2 separate regions of the Homo sapiens genome follow, and region 1 is linked to region 2. A link is a loop called in an ENCODE intact Hi-C map of the cell type or tissue named here. Cell type or tissue: CD4-positive, alpha-beta T cell. All regions are shown on one strand. Each heading gives the region's core, and the rest is flanking DNA. Links, peaks and the distances in the headings are about the cores only.

Region 1 (11,994 bases), core at 2,024-10,023, 210 kb before region 2:
ACGTTCAGGTTAGCTCTGACTCTCAGCCAAAGTAATTTTCTGCTTCTGCTTCAAAGTATAAGGTTAGAAGCAGGGAGGGAACTGCTAAAGGCAATTAATTATATTTTCAGTAGTGTGAAGTGATTGCTGACAACTTGACAAGAAAGGCAAAGAAACAAAATACAGAGAGCATAGCTAAGCTCAGCAATATAGGTCCTACATATATCAAAATCTCTGTGTTTACTGCTGTATTGCAACCCAAGATGATAATGATTTTTTACAGTGATACCTTTCCACCATCAAGAAGAATTTTCATTGTATCTGCTTATTTTACGCAATAAATGTTTGATGCAAAATGAATGCTTAATAGATTTTTATGATGATTTCTTACAAATGCTTTGTTGACTCGTTAAAACACAAAAATATATTTCTACAATACCACAAACTAGGAATACTGGTTGGAGATCGTCCAGACTTCAGTAGAAAGGTTAATTAATAAAAAGGCAGATGAGAGGCGCACATAGAACAGTGAATCCTTCTGGAGAAAGAAAAGTAGATGACATTTTAATGTATTCATTCTATGTATAATTCATCTCCATTTGTCTTGGCCATTATTGACCACGGTCATTGCGAAAGACCTGACTTAAAAATGGTCATGATCATTTAATTCTTCAAATTTACCGTTATCTCCTTTTATTCTGCATTGATTTGAGGCCTCGAATTCCAAGAAGTTCAATATAGGTGAAAAATTCAAGTGAATGTGGATGTGCTTTATGTTTAGGAATGTAAGCTTGGCAGAAGGAAGGCGTGAAGCCTGGTAAAGATGTGTATCACTTCTAATTATCTACAATTGATAAAGGGCTGGACCTATCAAAAAGCCTTCTGCCTGAGATCTGTTGAGAACTCTACGAATAATCAGATGGGGTTATAGTTTGAATGTGTCCCCCAAAGTTCATGTATTAGGAACTTAATCAGTCACCAATGCTACAGTGGTGAGAAGTGGGACCTTTAGGTACATACACACATACATACACGGTTTGTACATTGTCACTTTTCATCTTTTCATATTTTGCCTTCCATAACATGAAGAAATAAGATGAAGAAGTAAGAAAGCCCTCTCTACATGCTGGTGCCATGCTCTTAGTCTTCTGAATTTGTCAGAAATATGAGCCGATACATTTCTGTTTTGTAAATTAATTACCCAGTCTGTGGTATTCTGTTATAGCAGCATAAAATGAGCTGAGACAGATGGATAGAGAGGGAACCAAGATACACTTGTATACTCTGTTTATGGGATATCAAAACAATGTGTAGATCCTGCCTTATTTAATGATAAGTACATACATATATATATATATATATATATATATATATATATATACACACACAGTACATGATAATTTCAGAAATGTTTAACAATGTGATAAAACAAAACATCAGATAAAAGGTTTGTGAATAAAATAATTACAAGAAATATAAATGTATATTTCAGATAAAACATTGTGTTAAAATATATTAAAATATTTGAGTAAGATATTTTAAAATATGTAACTGTAAAGTATTTTAAAATGAAAAAACATGATATAAAATATAAAATACAGCAAATATTTTTTCTGGCCAATTACAGGGCAAGAAAAAGAGAACCGAGTGAAGGTAGCATTGTAAGGAAACTTAAAATATTAAAGGAACACTAGAGGCTGCATTAGAACGAATGAAGAAAAGAATTAAAGCTATAGAACACTAAATGATGTCAATGAAAACATAGGAGTCTTCCTTAGGATCCAAGGGAAAGGGACAAAGAGACAATAAGAGATAAGAAAAGGATATATATGGGGGGATAAAAATATATACCCCAAGTAAAAATCAGTGTTTCTAGAAAATAGAAAAAGAGAATAAATGAGGAGCTAAGAAAAAATGAAGAGATATTTGTCAAAGTGTACAAAATTTCAGTTAGGCAGGATGAATAAGTTGTGGAGATCTAAGTACAGAATGGTAACTATAGTTCTAAAAGTAAAATTGGAGAAAGAATCTAATATTCAATATAAGAAAACTCTCTCCACCTAAGGAAATACTGATTCAGGATATCAAAGCAGATTACTGAATAAAGACAAAATAAATAAAAAGAGAATATCACCAAGATACAAAAGGCCTCAGCTTTTTATTCTCATCACTTCCCCTATTCCAGTAATAGATACCAGGGTTCACCAGTATTTTGAGTAATATCTATCCAAACTTCAGGAACAGATAATTCCCTTGATAATTAAAATGTTTCAGAACATTTGAAGAGAAAGGCAATCTTGGAATTATGTTTATGAAGTCAGCATGACATTGCAATTCCAATTAAAAACCTGAAAATGTATGCCCAAAAGCACCAAATAAAATATTAGCAAACTGAATTGAGCGTTCTATTAAAAATGATAGTCCAGCCAGGTGCGGTGGCTCACGCCTGTAATCCCAGCACTTTGGGAGGCTGAGGCAGTGGATCACGAGGTCAGGAGATCAAGACCATCCTGGCTAACACGGTGAAACCCCGTCTCTACTAAAAATACAAAGAATTAGCTGGGCGTGGTGGCGGGCGCCTGTAGTCCCAGCTACTCGGGAGGCTGAGGCAGGAGAATGGCATGAACCCAGGAAGCGGAGCTTGCAGTGAGCCGAGATTGCACCACTGCACTCCAGCCTGGGTGACAGAGCGAGACTCCGTCTCAAAAAAAAAAAGATAGTCGATGACCACGAGAGATTCGTGGCAACAATGTGAGAATAGCTTTGTTAGTATTTTTCATCATATCATATTACTAAATAAATATCACAGTATTATCTCCAAAGATACCAAAATGCATCTGAATATATTAACATTTCTTAATTTCAATGAGTTTAATAAAGGATATGGTATGTCTTAACATAATAACTACACACACATATGCAACCCACGTACACAAGGGAACACGTGCACACATATATAAAACATATATGGCTGTATGAAGACAGATAAACATTATGCTTAATGGTGAGAAACTTGATGCATTCTCATTAACAAATTGTGTGTGTCTCCTATTACAGCCATTAGTAATTTTTTAAAATACTGATTAATATGGCAGAAAACATAATAGGTAAAAACTTTAAAAAGAAAAAAGCAACATCATTACTAATCGATAAATTTGGATTGAAGAAGTTGAAAATTGTGAAGATCAATAGAAAAGTATTAAAACAAAAACTTTCAGTATGTTTTGGGAAAAATTAATACACAAAAAGATGTAAATAAAAGTACATAAATTACTAGCCAATTAGAAAATATAACATTTATACTTAACACTTATACCTTTAATACCCAAATGAGCAGCAGGTTTTTACTTTTATACCTTTTTTCTATGCATAAAACTAAATATTCTTTTAAAACCCTCAGCTTTTCTTAAATTAACCTATACTTTTATAACTAGTTAAGCTAAAATGCCAGTTTATATCTTTTTTTGACTCAGATAATCTGACTCTTAACTTTTTATCACAGAGCAAATTTCAGGAAATGGATTGATATGATTTAGCTGTGTCTCCACCCAAATCTCACCTTGAATTGTAACTCCCACATTCCCACATGCTCTCATCTCATCAACGAGATCTGATGGTTTTTACAACTGGAGGTTTCTCTGCATAAGCTCTTTGTCTGCTGCCATCCACGTAAAATGTGACTTGCTCCTCCTTGCCTTTCGCCATGATTGTGAGGCCTTCCCAGCCACGTGGAACTGTGAGTCCAACTAAACCTCTTTCTTTTGTAAATTGTCCAGTCTCAGGTATGTCTTTATCAGCTGTAAGGAAACGGCCTAATACACAGATATATTTGAAAAATAAAACTAATAGAATTATTTATCTATTTTATCTGATATAAATATAGTTTACAGTCCCAGTAATTACATATTTTCTTCGTGCATACATTTATAGATTAATAGGGCAGAATCGGAATATATAAACTATATATGTAGTGTGTGTGTACATATATACATATATATATATGGAATATTTTCTCCTCCAAAAGAATAGAAAAGTTATTGGTAGTGTTACAAATAACTTGCACGTTGGAGTCATATGCAAGATTTACCAAAAAAAAAAAATTCTGGGAATTATGAAGAATAAAAATATTTTGAGATGCTCTGTTATTAGAAAATCAAATGCCAAAATGATGCTTATGAAATTTCTCTCTTCAAGTCTGTCTGAGCATAATCACCAAATATATAATTAGAATTCAGTCATTGGCTCTTGGTATTCATTGTTCAAACTGGCCAAAGAGCTACACAGAGAAAAGGGCATAATTTTATTTAATTTCAATAAGAATGTTTTTGTAGTCTTCTTTTGCCCTCACTTTTGTATGTAAATATTTATTCTTTCTCAACTCCAGCAACAGATACTACCTTTTGTTAGGCCAGTTTAATCTATCTAGAGGGAACTGCTTCCAAACAGGGACAGGTTGAGTATCTCTTAATCAAAATGCTTGGGACCTGAAAAATCCAAAATTGTGAATTTTTTTGAATTTTGGAGTATTTGCATATACATAATGAGAGATCTTGGGATGGGACCCAAGTCTAAACACAAAATTTATTTACATGTAGCCTCATGTTAATTTTAATTTTCTCTTGAAAGCACTGAATAAACTATGTGTTGTGTACCTGTGCTTTGGCTATGATACATTGCATGAGGTCAGGTGTAGAATTTTGTACTTGAGGCATCATATGGGCACCCAAAAAATTTCGAATTTGGGAGAGTTTTGGATTTCAGATTAAGGATGCTCATCCTTTGCCGGAATTCTACAGAAACTCAACCATACTTTTATTACTACCTTGGTGCAAAAGCAATTGCAATTTTTGGCAATGGCGAATACTGTAATTGTTTTTGTACTAACCTAATAACTACGGTTTTTATTATCCTCCTCCTTTGACATACAGAGAATATATTATTCTTCTGATATCATCTTCCATATGGCCCAAATATTTAGGAATTTCACATGATCATTTTTCTCAAAGCAAATGCATTTGTGGCCAAATTTTACAGTTATTACATAGCTAGCATGTTAACCTTGATATTATGTCACGTTTCAAATTTTGTTCCCTCTGATTTTAAACTGAATTGAGAAAAAAATAAACTTGGCTCTCTAGAAACGCAAAGAGTAAATGAGAAGTAATATGATATCGCACACTTAAAATATTTTAAAGCAGGCTTCTACTGTTACTGTTATTTTTTAGCACAAACCAAAAGTGACCATTTTCTTTGAATAAATAATAAAATTTTATATTTTAATAACATTGGCAAGCATTTTCTCATTTAAATATCTCAATTTTTAATGGAAAGTATTTCGTTTTATATAAGAGAAAAATATAAAAGGATCATGTGAGTTTATGAAAACGTCACAGATAGTGTATGATATGTTTTATGTTTATGTTTCATACTCCAAACCCAGTGGCTTTTGTGTTCAAAAACGACATTTGATTAGCAAGAGGAAATGGCCATTTTACTATTACTTATCTGGAATGGTAGCATATTCCAGATAAGTAAAGGAGAATCAGCCCCATCTTTAATACTGCCAACTGGATTTGTGTCATAAAGAGAAATTAGGGGACTAAAAAGGAAACATATAAGCCTTGTCTTTCCAGATTGGAGATGGATAAGTATATAAGGACTGACATACTATTGCTTTACAACAGTTTTCCCAGGACAAATTGAGACACCAGAAGCCAGCATATAGGTTGTGACTGATCTATTCAAATTGTTCCTAATAATGGCATCAGGGTTTTTTAAAAAAAAATTTTGTCATGCTTTAAGTTCTGGGATACACGTGCAAAACGTGCACGTTTGTCACCTAGGTATGCAGCTCAGTGCGCGTGCGCCATGTGGCGCGGCCCTGCGGGCTTTCCGTACTCCGCTCGCGGTAGGCTCCCGCCGCTATTCAGCTGTCGGGCTAATCAGCAGTCGAGGTGTGCGGCTAGGCGCGAGCTCTGCGGGAGCTCAGCCCCCGGGAGAGACCCGGCAGCGGCGCGGCGAGGACGGCGGCGCGGCGAGGACGGCGGCGCGGCGAGGACGGCGGCGCGGCGAGGACGGCGGCGCGGCGAGGACGGCGGCGCGGCGAGGACGGCGGCGCGGCGAGGACGGCGGCGCGGCGAGGACGGCGGCGCGGCGAGGACGGCGGCGCGGCGAGGACGGCGGCGCGGCGAGGACGGCGGCGCGGCGAGGACGGCGGCGCGGCGAGGACGGCGGCGCGGCGAGGACGGCGGCGCGGCGAGGACGGCGGCGCGGCGAGGACGGCGGCGCGGCGAGGACGGCGGCGGACCGGGGCAGCCCCGCGCCCTGGCCAGGTAAGCTGGGGAACCTCGGCTGCCTGACTCGCTGGCGGCGGCAGCCTTGGGCCGCCCGCGGCGCCGCGGGGACCCGGACGCGTGGGGGGCGGCGCGTAAGCTGCGGGCCAAGAGCTCCCGAGCGCTGCCCCCCGGACTCGGCGGGGCTGCGGGGAGGCCGCCGCTGGGATCTAGGGGTGCAGCCCGGCGGCCTTACGCCTCTCGGACCGGCCCATCCTCCTCCCACGATGGGCGGGCGGGTGCGGCGGGGACTAGGCGATGGCTTTCGCATCCCGGGAGGGGCTCACCGCGGCGAGGGGCCACTCTCGGCGCCGGCAAGTGGCGCTGTCTGGCGGGGCCGCCCGCTCGCGTCTCGCCGGGCTGGTCGGGCCGCTGGTGCGTTCCGCTGCCCGGCTTGGCGCCGGCATCAAGTCCCCGTGCCGGGCGGCAACTACTGAGTTTGGGATCGCCTCTGGGTTCACTTCCCTGGGAGAACTCGAGCCCGGATCTTCGCCCCTTCCCTTTCCCTGTATAATAAGGCCCAGAGGGAAAAACTCAAAAACCCCACACCTTGTTGCCCCTGGGCTGCAGGCGCCGGGTTGGGGGCACGGTGCGGACCTGCGCCTCTGCAGGGCCCCTTCTCCACGCCAGGCACTGCCTGGCAAGGCTGCTGGAGGGAGATCTGGCCGCAGATGGTGAAGGAGAACATCGAGGCCCCCGGTCCCCAAGCAGGGCTCCATGGGTCGGGCGGCGGGCCTTGGTAAGCCCAGGCTAGGGGCGAACTTCCTTTTCTCCGGGCCGACGCGGAGGGAGGGTGCGGGGAACGCCCGCGGAGGGGCCTGTCCTGCAGCACCCCAGTGGAGAGCAGAGCCTTAGAGGGGCCTGCTAGTCTTAACTTAGTATTTACTGGCAGAAGAAAGGCTTACTTTTTCAGATCTCTTCAGATAACGACCTGGCAGGCACCAGACGTAAATCTGTGGTTGAGTGCAGTCAGCTCCTAAACAGGCATGCGGTGGAGGAAGCGCCCCAAACTTGGCATCTTGTGTCTGGCACTTTGTTTTTGGGCTAAACTGCCTCTGGCGTCTTCAGCCTTCTGTGCCTCTTTGTTTTTGTTTGTTTTTCTATTTTCCTTCCTGTTTCAGAAAGGACAGTGGTTTTAGAAGTAATGACCTGAGAGCTTTGCAGGTTGAAGTGGGACAAGTTTTCCTAAGGTGCAGGTTGGCAGGTGCCAGGAGCCTGCCGGTGGCTTTTTCTCAGGCCTCTGGGTCAGGGTCCCTCCAGTGAGGTGAGGCAGGGGTTTCTCCCCTCCCAGAGGTGTGGCCACTACGCAGGGGGACAGGAACTGGGTTTCCCAGTCCGGGGAGTCCAGGATGCCCTGCACTCTGCGCTGATTCCTGGGTGACCGTGGGGGCTGCCTTCCCCCACAGCCTGGGCTGGAGAGGGTCTCCTGAGCTTAGGATCCGCGGGGCAGGAGGGCTGGGGTGACAAGGACACGTGGAACCTGCTGGGGCTCCGGGCAGTGTCCAGGGCGTGAGTAGATAAAGCTGGAGCTCGTAGCTGTGTGCTGGCAGCCCTCGGTGGGCTCTAGCAGTACTGGCAGGGGGGCCCTTGGAGTGGGCTCCCTCTCTGGGCTGGGACTGGGTGATGGCAGTAGCAATGGGGCACGAAGTCTTCCCTCTCATTTGTTAGGAAGTGTGGTCTGTGCTCCTCCCCACTGTCTGGCTCTTGGGCTGGGAGAAGCTGCAGGCTGAGTCCCACGGGGTGTGAGTGTGTGTGAGCAGGAGTGGGTGCTGGAAGGAGGTAAAGCTGGTGACCATCAGCTCCTCATTCTCTTGCACCTTGCATGTTTTCTCTGACACCGCAGACCCAAGTTGTGGCTTGCTGGTTAACTTGTTTACATAACCTTCTTAAGTAACTCTAAACTTTAAAAAAAAAAATGTTTTACAGGAATAATCGGTGGAGATGGATTGTGAAATGGAGGTGCATAAATATCCAGTTTGCCAACCGAGCTAAGAAATGCTGGATAAAAGTAAAAGGTAATTGTAAAAGACACTGATCACACCCCTGGAAGCTTAGAGATGGGATAAGACACTTTGATTTTTCCTAGACAAAACTGAGGAAGTCAGAGGAAAAACAGTTGATGGTGAGATTGGCATCAGGCTGGGCTTTGTTTGGATTGGGCCGCGGTGGCTGCAGTGAGGGCTGTTGGAGTGGGGAGAGTGGGGGTTGAGCCTGGCTGCAGAGGCCCCCTCCAGGCCTCAGCTCCTCTCCGGCACTCCTCCGTGTCCTCTGCCATGCATACCTGCCCCGGTGACTTAATAGGTGAGGGCCTCAGGTGACACCGTCGTCTGAAGTCTTGGAGAAACCTTTACTGTCCAGGGGAGGAGAGGACTGGCGGTCGGTGGGGATCGAGGCCCAGCACACATCACTGGGTGGCTTGAATGTCTTCGGCAGAGATCACATGCCCTGCCTTGCAGCCTGGTCCTTAGAGAAACGGAGAGAGCTCTGGGCCTGGGCAGCGGCCCTGGCTGTACCACTCACAGGCTGTGTGTCCTCAACGCAGTCTCAGTTCCTCACCCTTGCCAGGTGGCCGTGAGCACTGGGGACGTGGAGGCACAGGTAGGGTGTAAGGTAGTCCCTGGTGACCAGGCAGGCCTCCCAGATGTAGGTCAGGTTTGAGACGCTTGCTCACCAGGAGGCAGCCTGTGTGCCCATCGGGGGCTGGGGGTGCTCATTGTTCCCTTGGGTGGTGGTTGGCCCGAGCGCCCACAGGGAGACTTCTCTGGCTCCTTCCTTTCCCAGAGTTCCTCCCCACCCCCCTGCTGCCCACCGCCTGGGTTGGGTCCAGCTCATGTCTCAGAGCAGCCTGCTGGCACAGGCTGAGTCAGCTGTCATGGGCACTGTCGTTTCTCGCCTCTCCTGAAGCCAATCCTCCCCTCTCTCCCTGTCCAGACACACAAGGGAGGCCCGGGAGTTAGGTGACCTCAAGATCATGCAGCCAGGCTCTCTATGTGGAACCCTGCGTACTGGTGGGGTGCCATTGCTGTGTGCTTTATGATTTCTGTGCCGGCTGTGAGGTTTCCCAGGTTGGGCTGTGGGGTACCCCTGAGTCTGCAAGTTGGCCCAGGCCAGGTGTGTCACCATTGCCCAGGCCTTCAGTGGCTTTCCAGTGCTCCCTCCACATCCATGTGTCTCGGCCTGATTTTTCTCAAGTTCCCCCGCTCGCTCCCAAGAATGGCCCCTCCAGGCTCTCCTGGCTCCAGGCAGACAGGCTCATTGCCCAGATCTGCCCTGGGTTGTCCCCACCCCATCCCCACCTGTCATCTTGGCCCATGTCCATCCCGGAGATCCTAACTGAATGTAGGCTCTTTCATCTTATCCCTTGGTCCTCGGATTTGCCAGGCCACTCTTGCCTCCAGGCCTTTGCACCTGCTGTTCCCACCCCCTTGGCATCAGCCACCCCCAGATGCCCACCTGGCCGGCCCCTCACTTATTGCCGGCTCCCTGACAGCCCTACATAAATTAGCGTTACTTCCCCTTCTCTTGTTAACCTTGCTTTGTGTTTCTCCTTAGTACTCAACATTCAGTGTGTTATTTATATACTTGTTTGTTTATTGTCAGTCTCTTACCACTCAATTGTAAAAGACTTTGTTCACCTCTGGATCCCCAGTAGCTAGAAAAGTGCCTGGCACACAGCAGAGCCTTAGTGCTGTTGTTGGATGAGTGAGTGAATGAAACACGGGAGCAGTAGTCTCCTTGCAGCACATGTCCTGCTGCCTGTGCCTCCTTTTCCCGAGTCCCAGAGCTGGAACCTAGCTGTGTTCACATTTGGATCCTCCTGGAATGTAGCACAGACCCTCATTCAGTGGGCAGTCAAGAAAGAGCTTCAGAGTTGTACAGTGCAACGTCGGTTTCACATAGGCCAGAGGAGAACGTGTTTGGGAAGGTAACCAGCCCAAAGAATGAGCTTTCTTACTGTGCACTGAGATTCCTTTTTGGATTTTCAGTTGTTTGGGTTCTCTGCACCCGGGTGGTCCCTGCTGCCAAAGTCAGCGCTGCGTCTCCCTGCAGTCACCTCGGATGTGGATGCACTTTGGAAGGAGGCACCCCCACGCCCAGATTCCCTTCCCGCTCCATCTGGATCTTTCCAAACTTGTCCTGTACCTAATGTCAGACTCTGTCCCAGGGCTCTCAGCCACTCTGCTTTCCCTTCCAGAAGCCTCCTCCTGCCTGACTCTCTCCTGCGTGTGTCCTGGCCTGGTTGGAGAAGATGCTTTGGTTTTATGAGAAAGGGACTGGGAGGTCAGAAAAGAGGATGGGATTTGGAGTAACAGGAGCTCAGTTCCAGCCTGGCCCTGCCACTAATCCCTGGGGCCCAGGACCAGTCTTCTGGCTTGAGAGTCTTTCTCAGCATCTGCAATACCCGCGTGAGGCCTCTTGCCTGTGGTTGTTTTGAGGCACAGACGAGATGCAATATTGAACTGATGCGAGATATTTTATGACAGCAAGAGCTCCATGGTGTGGCTTCTCTTATTGTCCTGGGAGTTTTAAGGGTCAGGTTTGTGAGTTACAGCTACGGCCTAGTGAGAGAATGCAGAGGCGGCCTGTCATAAACTCTAAACTCTAAAGGGCTGTTTTAATGTAAGGTGGTGCATCTGTTGTTTTGTGTTTCAAGGATCAAAATTAAGAGAAAAAATACGTGGTTGAGGTACCTGCGTTGAGTGACTGTGAAAATATTTTCATCTCTAGTTGTCTGGAAACGGAAACACTCCAACATTTAAAGATGGTTTTGATGGCGAAACCACTGGAATGAAACACACATCATCGGGCAATTCTGTGTGTTGAGTTCCATCCCTCTTTGTTTATCATTTTAAATAATTTCCCGACAAATCTAGAAGGCAGGTCTTGTCTTAACTTTGCAACGAGGAGGCTGGGGACAGGTAGCTGAGCTGTGGGTTGCCTAAGAGCACTCGGCTGTGATGGGGCAGTGCTGGCCTTTGAGTCTGAGCTGGAGAGAGTGTGAGGTCCGTGTTCTGTCCCTGTCTCCTGCTGGGGCCCATTTTGTATCAGATTTGTTTTTAACAGGGTGGGCATGACTAGGACTCATGACCACTGGTGGGCACGTAAAGGTGCTAATTTTCAACACAAGCCGAGAGACTGATGGCTGGCATCGGAGAGTCGTGGAAATGCCACAGATGACGTGGGCCCTATACAGCGATGGGAAAAGGGTCTGGGAGCTAGCCCTCCAGGAAGGTGGCTGACGTGGTTGGTGGGACACTAAGGTGTTTTCCATTTTGCACTTGAAGCCAACATGGATTCTTAGCACTTCTTGTCCCTAGAATCAACTGTGCAGAGAGACGTTTGGTCGTGAAACTCTCAGGCAAAGACAGTTCTGAGGAAACTCTTATTAGTAAATAGTGAGTCGGAGAACACTATTGACATTTAGGATTTTCAGTTGAGATACATATGTACTGTCATGCATCACATGACATTGTTTTGGTGAATGATAGCATATATGACAGAGGTCCCATAAGAATATCATGGGGCTCAAAAATTCCTATTGCCTAGTGACATTGTGGTAAAGTTGTAGTGCAGTTACTTTATTTTAAAAAAATATATAAAATATTTAAAAAATAAAAATATATTTTTTTAAAATGTAGCCTAGGTATACAATGTCTATAAAGTCTGCACTAGTGTACGGACT
Region 2 (8,415 bases), core at 416-8,415:
TGTTAAAATAACTTCCTGAATCAATTACTTAATACTTTAACCACAAGCTCTATTTTGCCTATCCTTAAAAAAGAACTTCCAGGCCAGGCGCAGTAGCTAATCTTAGCTAAACACTTTGGGAGGCCAAGGCAGGCAGATCGCTTGAGCCCAGGAGTTCAAGACCAGCCTGGGCAACATGGCAAAACCCTGTCTCTACAAGAAATACAAAAATTAGCGAGCCATTGGGGTGCACACCTGTAGTCCCAGCTACTTGAGAGGCTGAGTGCCTGAGCCCGGAGGTTGAGGCTGCAGTGAGCCATGATCACATGACTGCACTCCAGCCTGGGTGACAGAGCAAGACCCTGTTTCAAAAATAATAACTTGGCCAGGCATGGTGGCTCACACCTGTAATCCCAGCACTTTGGGAGGCCGAGGTGGGTGGATCACCTGAGGTCAGGAGCTGAAGACCAGCCTGGCCAACATGGTGAAACCCTGTCTCTACTAAAAATACAAAAATTAGCCAGGTGCAGTGGCAGTTGCCTGTAATTCCAGCTACTAGGGAGGCTCAGGCACAAGAATCGCTTGAACCTGGGGGGCGGAGGTTGCAGTGAGCCAAGATCACACCACTGTACTCCAGCCTGGGCGACAGAGTGAGACTCTGTCTCAAAATAAATAAATTAATTAATTAATTAAAAATAATAACTTAAAAACTCCTAATGGCTCTTATTTTTTAAGAAACCCTAGGCCAGGCGCAGTGGCTCACGCCTGTAATCCTAGCACTTTGGGAGGCAGAGGTGGGCAGGTCACTTGAGGTCAGGAGTTCAAAACCAGCCTGGCCAACATGGTGAAACCCCATCTCTACTAAAAGATACAAAAAAATTAGCTGGGCATGGTGGCAGGTGCCTGTAATCCCAGCTACTTGGAAGGCTGAGGCAGAATAATTGCTTGAACCCAGGAGGCGGAGGTTGCCGAGATCATGCCACTGCACTCCAGCCTGGGCGACAGAGCAATACTCCGTCTCAAAAAAAAAAAAAAAAAAAAAAAGAAACTCAAATACCAACTCCAATTTCCTACCATCAAGTAGGTCAGCTATTCACTGTATACTACAACTACCCAAAATTCAGCTTTTCTTTTGCCTTACCTCAGGGGGCTCAATGAAGGCTAACCAATCCGATGCATGTGTAGGTAACAGTCCCATGGACTGGCACTTGTAAACAGCCAATGCCAAACCCATCAGGTTCCCAATGAGATAGACCAAACCCTGAAGAAACTTCTGGCTTGAACTTTCTAACATCTTGAAAGCTGTTGCGGTAACAGAAGTTGTCAAACCAAAAGAACTCTTTCCCCCAATACGAATCAAGCCAACTGTATATTAAATTCATATAGACAGACCCATAGTAAGACAGCAAATAGGACCATTAAAGGCAAACAGAAAACCATGGTAAGCACTACACTCCCCTCCATGCCACCACCATTACCCCACTCCCCTATATACCTGTTAGCCAAAAACTGTCCCTAAGAATTTACCTTTAATTCTTCCTTTTTTTTGAGATGGAGTCTCGTTCTGTCACCCAGGCTGGAGTGCAGTGGCACGATCTCGGCTCACTGCAACCTCTGCCTCCCAGGTTCAAGTGATTCTCCTGTCTCAGCCTCCCAAGCAGCTGGGATTACAGGCGTGTGCCACCACGCCCAGCTAATTTTTGCATTTTTAGTAGAGACAAGGTTTCACCATGTTGGCCAGGCTGGTCTCGAACTCCTGCCCTCAGATGATCCACCCAGCTTGGCGCCTCCCAAAGTGCTGGGATTACAGGCGTGAGCCACCATGCCCGGCCTGCCTTTAATTCTTCAAACTTATGGAAGGGTTATTGTTTCAAGAATACTTACTGGCTGAAATGGCCATAAGTGCCTGAATGGGTCGCCAGGCCATCATACACACCATCATAGTAGGGAAGATGGAGATAGTATTGCCTGCCATGTACATGATGAAGAGATTCATGGGAATCTGTTTGAGGGGACCCAAGGCGATGTCCCAGCAGCGCTAAAACAAAACACACAATTTTAACCCTCTGATCACTACCCTTAGTCCCACATTTGCCATATCACTGATGCTAAATCACATGAACGGAATTCCCAACTCCCTGCTTCTAACTGAGCTGACTCCTCAATTCTACGACCTCTTCCCTTCTCCACGTTGCCACAGGAAGGCTCTCCTACTCAAGATAAAGTATCCTTACCATCTGTTATGCCTTTCCCTATAGGTTTTCCAGATGTCATTTTTTTCTCCTGATTTTGGAAAAAAGATCTCCCTGCTTTTGTCCTGGTACTTATGTATCTATCAATGTCCTATCTACAACTGAAGAAATAGATAAATCCACATAATGGGAGATTAGCACACCTCAGTCAATAACTAATAGAACCATCGAACTAATTTAGTTCCAGAAATAATAGAATTAGCAGGCAAATCAAGACATAGAAGATTTGAATGACATTAACAAACTTAACCCAACTGACATGTAACACTGCACTCAACAATTGCAGAATTCACATTCTTTTCAAACAAGATATTCACAAAAACTGACCACTCGCTGAGCCATGAAGAAAATGTCAATCTCAAAGAATGCAAATTGTACAAAACATATTCTTTGACTACAATGATATTAAACTAGAAATAATTTTATAGTAACTAGAAAATCTCTTATGTTTGGGAATTAACAATGATACATGAAGAAATTATAATGGAAAATAGATTTATATGATAGCAAAAGTACCACATTTTAAAACTCGTGGGACACAGCTAGAGTTCTGAGAAATTTATAACCTTAAATACATACTACCAGGTTGCTGCAAAAGTAACTGCGGTTGTTGCCATTAAAAGTAATGGCAATGTGGCCGGGCGCGGTGCCTCACACCTGTAATCCCAGCACTTTGGGAGGCCGAGCTTGGTGGATCACCTGAGGTCAGGAGTTTCAGACCAGCCTGGCCAACGTGGTGAAACCCCGTCTCTACTAAAAATACAAAAAAATTAGCTGGACGTGGTGGTGGGTGCCTATAATCCCAGCTACTCGGGAGGCTGAGGCAGGAGAATTGCTTGACCCTGGGAGGCAGAGGTTGCAGTGAGCCAAGGTCGTGCTATTGCATTCCAGCCTCGGCGACAACAGCAAGACTGTCTCAAAAGAAAAGAAAAAAAGTAATGGCAGTCTAAAAATAAACTAAGCATCCATTTCAAGAAACTAGAAAAAAACCCAAGTATTTTTGAAAAGATTAATAAAATCAATACTGGTGATGGGTACAGTGACCTGTAAAAATAAATGAAAATAATTTTTAAAAAATCAATACTGGTGAGCCTGATGAAGAAAGGAGAGGAGACAAAATATTCAATATCAGGAATGAAAAAATGAACATCACAGATCTTGCATATATGGAAGTGATCATATTATGAACAACTTTATATCAATACATTTGAAATTTTAGGAAATGGATAAGTTTCTAGAAAAAATGTAACAAAATGACAGGAGAAATTAGAAATATAAATAGCCCCGGGCCGAGCGCGGTGGCTCATGCCTGCAATCCCAGCACTTTGGAAGGCCAAGGCGGATGGATCACCTGAGGTCAGGAGTTCAAGACCAGCCTGGCAAACATGGTGATACCCTGTCTGTACTAAAAATACAAAAATTAGCCGGGCTACTGCAGAAATCTAGATGAAGGATGGTGGCTTGGATTAGGATGAGAGGTGAACACAGGAAAAAGTAGTAGGTAAAGCCAACAGAGTATCCTGACAGTTGGATATGTGGTGTAAGGGAACCAGAGTAGAAAAAGGATCACTTCAACTGGAAGATGTTGCCACCAAAAGATAGTTTTCAACCTACTTTCTTATACCTTATGTTCCAAACATCTTCTATTTTTCAAATTATTAAGCACTTTTGTAGCTGATATATAAAATACCGAAATACCAGCCTCAAGCAGTTTAGTTTCCAAATCTTCAGGATAAGAGCTATCTACGTTAACTCCACCTAGGAGAAGAGGATGAGTGTGTAACTCAGGACTGGCCCATGGGCTACGGTAACATCTATACCTCTGTACCTTCTCCACCAGGATCCGGTCTGTCTCTTGCACGCTGGTATCAGGCACTTGCTTGTCCAAGTAACCGACTGGGTAGAGCGAGTCTCCCTGGCCACTGCCCCGGTCACTTCGACCCCTAAAAAACCAAACCAAGAAACTAAAGCTGCAACCTCCGATACTTCTTATCCCACATTTCCTGATCTACCAATCATAGGAATAAAGATCTTCAGATGCACCTACTCAGATTAGACCAAGCCCCCTCGTATGTTCCTCAGTCCTTTGACTTATCAGGAGGACTGATGTAAGCATTGTTTGAGCAGAGAAACTTCCACGGCAGAAAAGCCGCTACCTCCCCAGGTGATGTCTGTGTGCCACCCATCTTTTTCAGAGTTATGCCTGAGGGCTCAGGTCTCATTACTCTGGTGCAGTTCTGGGATGAACAGTGATGTACAGCTTGCCCAGGTGCCTCACCTGCTGCCTCCTCCAGGCCCGCTTAGCTCAATGGCCCACTTGAAGCGCCGGCCTCGGTTAGCCACCAGGCCCCCCTGGGCCGTCATGGCAACAGCTGCGTCCTATAGCCTCGATGCTTCTCAGTCCAAAGCGTACTCCACAACAGGCCCACCAGCGTTCTCCGCTTTGTCTCACTCTGCAAATGCACTTCCGGCGCGTGAATACGACGTCATTTCCGCCCTGGAAATTGGTGGTGCTGTGGGTTGAGGAGTCCGGGTTTGGATTTAGAAAAGCAGGGAGGAAAAAAAACCAGGCAAGACTTAGTGCTTCCTAAAGCCACTTCCGCGCGCTCCCCTTTTGAATGTCCTTGTTATGTGTTCCCTGACCTCTGAGGTGCACTTTATGGGGCTGAAGGAAAGCCCATACTGACTCAGCGTTAAGAATTGGTGGGCGGATCACCTGAAGTCAGGAGTTCGAGACCAGCCTGGCTAACATGGTGAAACCCCGTCTCTACTAAAAATACAAAATATTAGCCGGGCTTAGTGGCGGGCGCCTGTAATCCCAGCTACTTAGGAGGCTGAGGCAGGAGAATCGCTTGGATCCGGGAGCCGGAGGTTGCAGTGAACTGAGACCGAGCGATTGCACGCCAGCCTGGGCAGCAAGAGCGAAACTCTGTCTCAAAAAAAAAAAAAAGGAAGCCAAGAAAAGCTTCTTAACCTCCTACGCGCTCCCTGGAACAAAAGATTCAAATCCTGGGTTTAAATCCTAGCTTGACCTTGAGCGAGTTACTTAGTAGTTTCTGAGTATTGAATGTCCACTGTGTCATGTGTTTATTTCATTTCACTTGCACAGTAACCTTGCGAGGTAAACAGTTCTAACCACATTCTGCACAAAGGCAAGGCAGCATTGTGGGCATGGAAGGGGACATGGGCTCGGTATTCAGTTAGCCTGCGTTTGTTGTTGTTTGTTTTGGGTTTGTTTTTTGAGACAGGGTTTCACTCCGTTGCCGAGGCTGTAGTGCAGTGGCGCTATCACGGCTCACTGCAGCCTCGACTTCCCCGGCTCAAGCGATCTTCCCACCTGAGCGTTCCTTCCAACCTGAGCGTTCCGAGGAGCTAGGACCACAGGGCGCGCCACCACGCCCCAGTCTTGTTTTGTTTTGTTTTGTTTTGTTTTGACAGGGTTTCGCTATGTTGCTCAGGCTGCTCTCAAACTCTTGGGTTCAAGTGATTCTCCTGCCTTGGCCTCCCAAAATGTTGAGATTACAAAGGCATGGGCCACTGCACCCAGCAGATGGCCTCCTTTTGAATCCTGGTTTCACCACTTAATAATTGTATGACCTTGGGCAAGTTGAATTTGTTTCAGCCTCTTCATGTAAAAGTTGGATAATCTACCTACTTTCAAGGCTTGTGAGATTAGTGCCCACCACATATCTGGTGTTTGGTTTGTTTGTGTTTTTGTTCGAGACGGAGTTTTGCTTTTGTTGCCCAGGCTGGAGTGCAATGGCACTATCTCGGCTCACTGCAACCTCCGTCTCCCGGGTTCAAGCAATTCTCCTGCCTCAGCCTCCCGAGTACCAGGGATTACAGGCGCACGCCACCACGTCCAGCTAATTTTGTATTTTTAGTAGAGATGGGATTTCACCGTGTTGGTCAGGCTGGTTTCGAACTCCCGACCTCAGGTGATCTGCCTGCCTCGGCCTCCCAAAGTGCTAGGTTATGTGGTGTTTTTAATGATGTATCACATCATTACCAAATAACACCATTGATGTGTTTTTAATGACGTGTCATTAAATAATGTATGTCATTCTTTAAAGTGATTGGGTTTTGTATGGTATACCTTTTTCATAATATAGCCTATTATTGGACATTTAAATTGTTTCCTGTTTTCCTTCCTTTTATAACCAGTGTTGCTGTGAACATATCTGTATGTCTTTTCTTATTTCCTAAAGTTATAGTCCTAGAAGTGAAATTGGAGTTGCTGGATCAAAGAGTATGCACATTTTTAAAGAATTTTCATTTTAAATGCCCACAGGAGCCAGGCGTGGTGGCTCACACCTGTCATCCCAGAACTTTGGGAGGCTGAGGCAGGAGGATTGCTTTAGCTCAGAAGTTCAAGACCAGCCTAGGCAACATAGTGAGACCTTGCCTCTGCAAACAACAACAAAAAAAATTAAAATGTCCACTAGGAAAAATGGCACCATTTACATTTCACAGTCTATAATTTTTTTAATAGTTTGAAATGGTACTGTATTATTTTTTAATTTGTATTTCTTTGACTCCAAGTTATTCGATATGGCTGGAGTTAGGGGGAAGGAGATGCTGTGGGAGGTAAGGTTGAAAAAGGCTTCCTTGGCCAACAAAAAAGTTGGGACTCTTGAAGATGATGATGATGTAAGAGAGGCTGAAGATTGCCACCTCCACTTTATTTTCTGATTTTAAAAATATGTGTTCATAGCAGACTACTTAAACAAGGCAGAAATGGAAGTCTTTTGCCTCTCCAATCCATCCTAAAATGTGTATCTATCTGATTGTAGGAAGACCTAACTATAGATTGTGTTTCTGCTCCTTTCTACTTTTTGTCTTTACCACGTTCTGTCTCATGAACCTTATATTTATCTCAAGCTTCTGACCCTATTGGGCATTCTTCTTTGTTGCATTATATGCTGCATAATAGCACTTACCACATTGCATTTTGTTTGTTAAAGTCCCCTGAGCACTTATTTCTACCCCTCTATAGGCAACCCTAAATCCCCCCAGGTCAGAAGCTATATATTATCTTTGAGCCTGTTGCCTAGAACATAGAAAGTACTGAATAAATGTTTAGCGAATGTGAGTAAATTAAATTGAAAGTAAACAAACACCAAGATGTGAATGTACTATAACTACACTTGTGCAAAATAAAACATAAAAATGGATATACATTCTATTGGGGCAATAATTTTCACGCAATTTTGTCTAATTTTCAAGATAATCTTATTACACTTTTCTTTTTTTTTTTTGAGACAGAGTCTCACTCTGTCACCGAGGCTGAAGTGCAGTGGCACGATCTTGGCTCACTGCATCCTCTGCCTCCCAGGTTCAAGCAATTTTCCTGTCTCAGCCTCCTGAGTAGCTGGGATTACAGGTGCCCGCCACCACGCCCTGTTCATTTTTGTATTTTTAGTAGAAATGGGGTTTCACTGTGTTGGCCAGGCTAGTCTCAAACTCCTGACCTCAGGTGATCCACCCACCTCGCCCACGCAAAGTGATGATTACAGGCATAAGCCACTACACCTGGCCTTCTTATTACATTTTAATACTTTTTTTTTTTTTTTTTTTTTTGAGATGGAGTCTTGCTCTGTTGCCAGGCTGGAGTGCAATGGCGCAATCTCGGCTCACTGCAACCTCCGCCTCCCAGGTTCAAGCAATTCTTCTGCCTCAGCCTCCCAAGTAGCTGAGACTACAGATGTGTGCCACTACGCCTGGCTAATTTTTGTATTTTCAGTGGAGACAGGGTGTCACCACATTGGCCAGGCTGATCTCGAACTCCTGACCTCGTGATCTGCCTGCCTCAGCCTCCCAAAGTGCTGGGATTACAGACGTGAGCCACTGCTCCTAGCCACATTTTAATAATTTTTTTTTACTTACTATTTTTTTGAGACAGGGTCTCACTGTGTTGCCCAGGCTTGTCTCAAACTCCTGAGCTTAAGCAGTCCTCCCGCCTTGGCCTCCCAAAGTGCTGGGATTACAGGCATGAGCCCACACCTGGCCCTGCTTTAATAAGTTTTAAATGAACACTTTTGAAAACATTAAGTTAGTCATTGGAATCATATATTCTTTCTACTTAAATACTCCCCTACTTGCTATAAAAATGTGTAAACTATAACCTAAATTAAAGTTGCTTTGGGCTGGGTGCTGTGGCTCACGCCTGTAATCCCAGCACTTT

The links. Hi-C counts contacts between places; a loop is a spot of excess contacts. Peaks named below come from ENCODE experiments on the same cell type or tissue, not always from the same donor. Only the 100,000 strongest peaks of a DNase experiment are listed, where the experiment ranks them.
Region 1: it touches region 2 in a loop (2.5-fold over the local background); 5 of 110 quality-filtered maps call a loop at or near these places.

Annotation. Positions count from the first base shown.
Region 1 is chr15:34,431,715-34,443,708 of GRCh38, reverse strand. It overlaps GOLGA8A (golgin A8 family member A), which reads left to right and starts at 5,901. Exons shown (of 25, transcript NM_181077.5): 1 at 5,901-6,311; 2 at 8,238-8,326. RefSeq lists silencers at 5,986-6,055, 6,298-6,507. In CD4-positive, alpha-beta T cell, for the core only: no CTCF peak of the experiment used is centred there; DNase peaks (open chromatin) are centred at 5,878, 6,378, 6,608 and 7,268; H3K4me3 peaks cover 1,459 bases.
Region 2 is chr15:34,221,295-34,229,709 of GRCh38, reverse strand. It overlaps EMC4 (ER membrane protein complex subunit 4), which reads right to left and starts at 4,694. Exons shown (of 5, transcript NM_016454.4): 1 at 4,510-4,694; 2 at 4,060-4,174; 3 at 1,864-2,017; 4 at 1,121-1,281. The coding sequence starts at 4,595. RefSeq lists an enhancer at 4,331-4,380. In CD4-positive, alpha-beta T cell, for the core only: no CTCF peak of the experiment used is centred there; a DNase peak (open chromatin) is centred at 4,709; H3K4me3 peaks cover 2,202 bases; H3K27ac peaks cover 1,779 bases.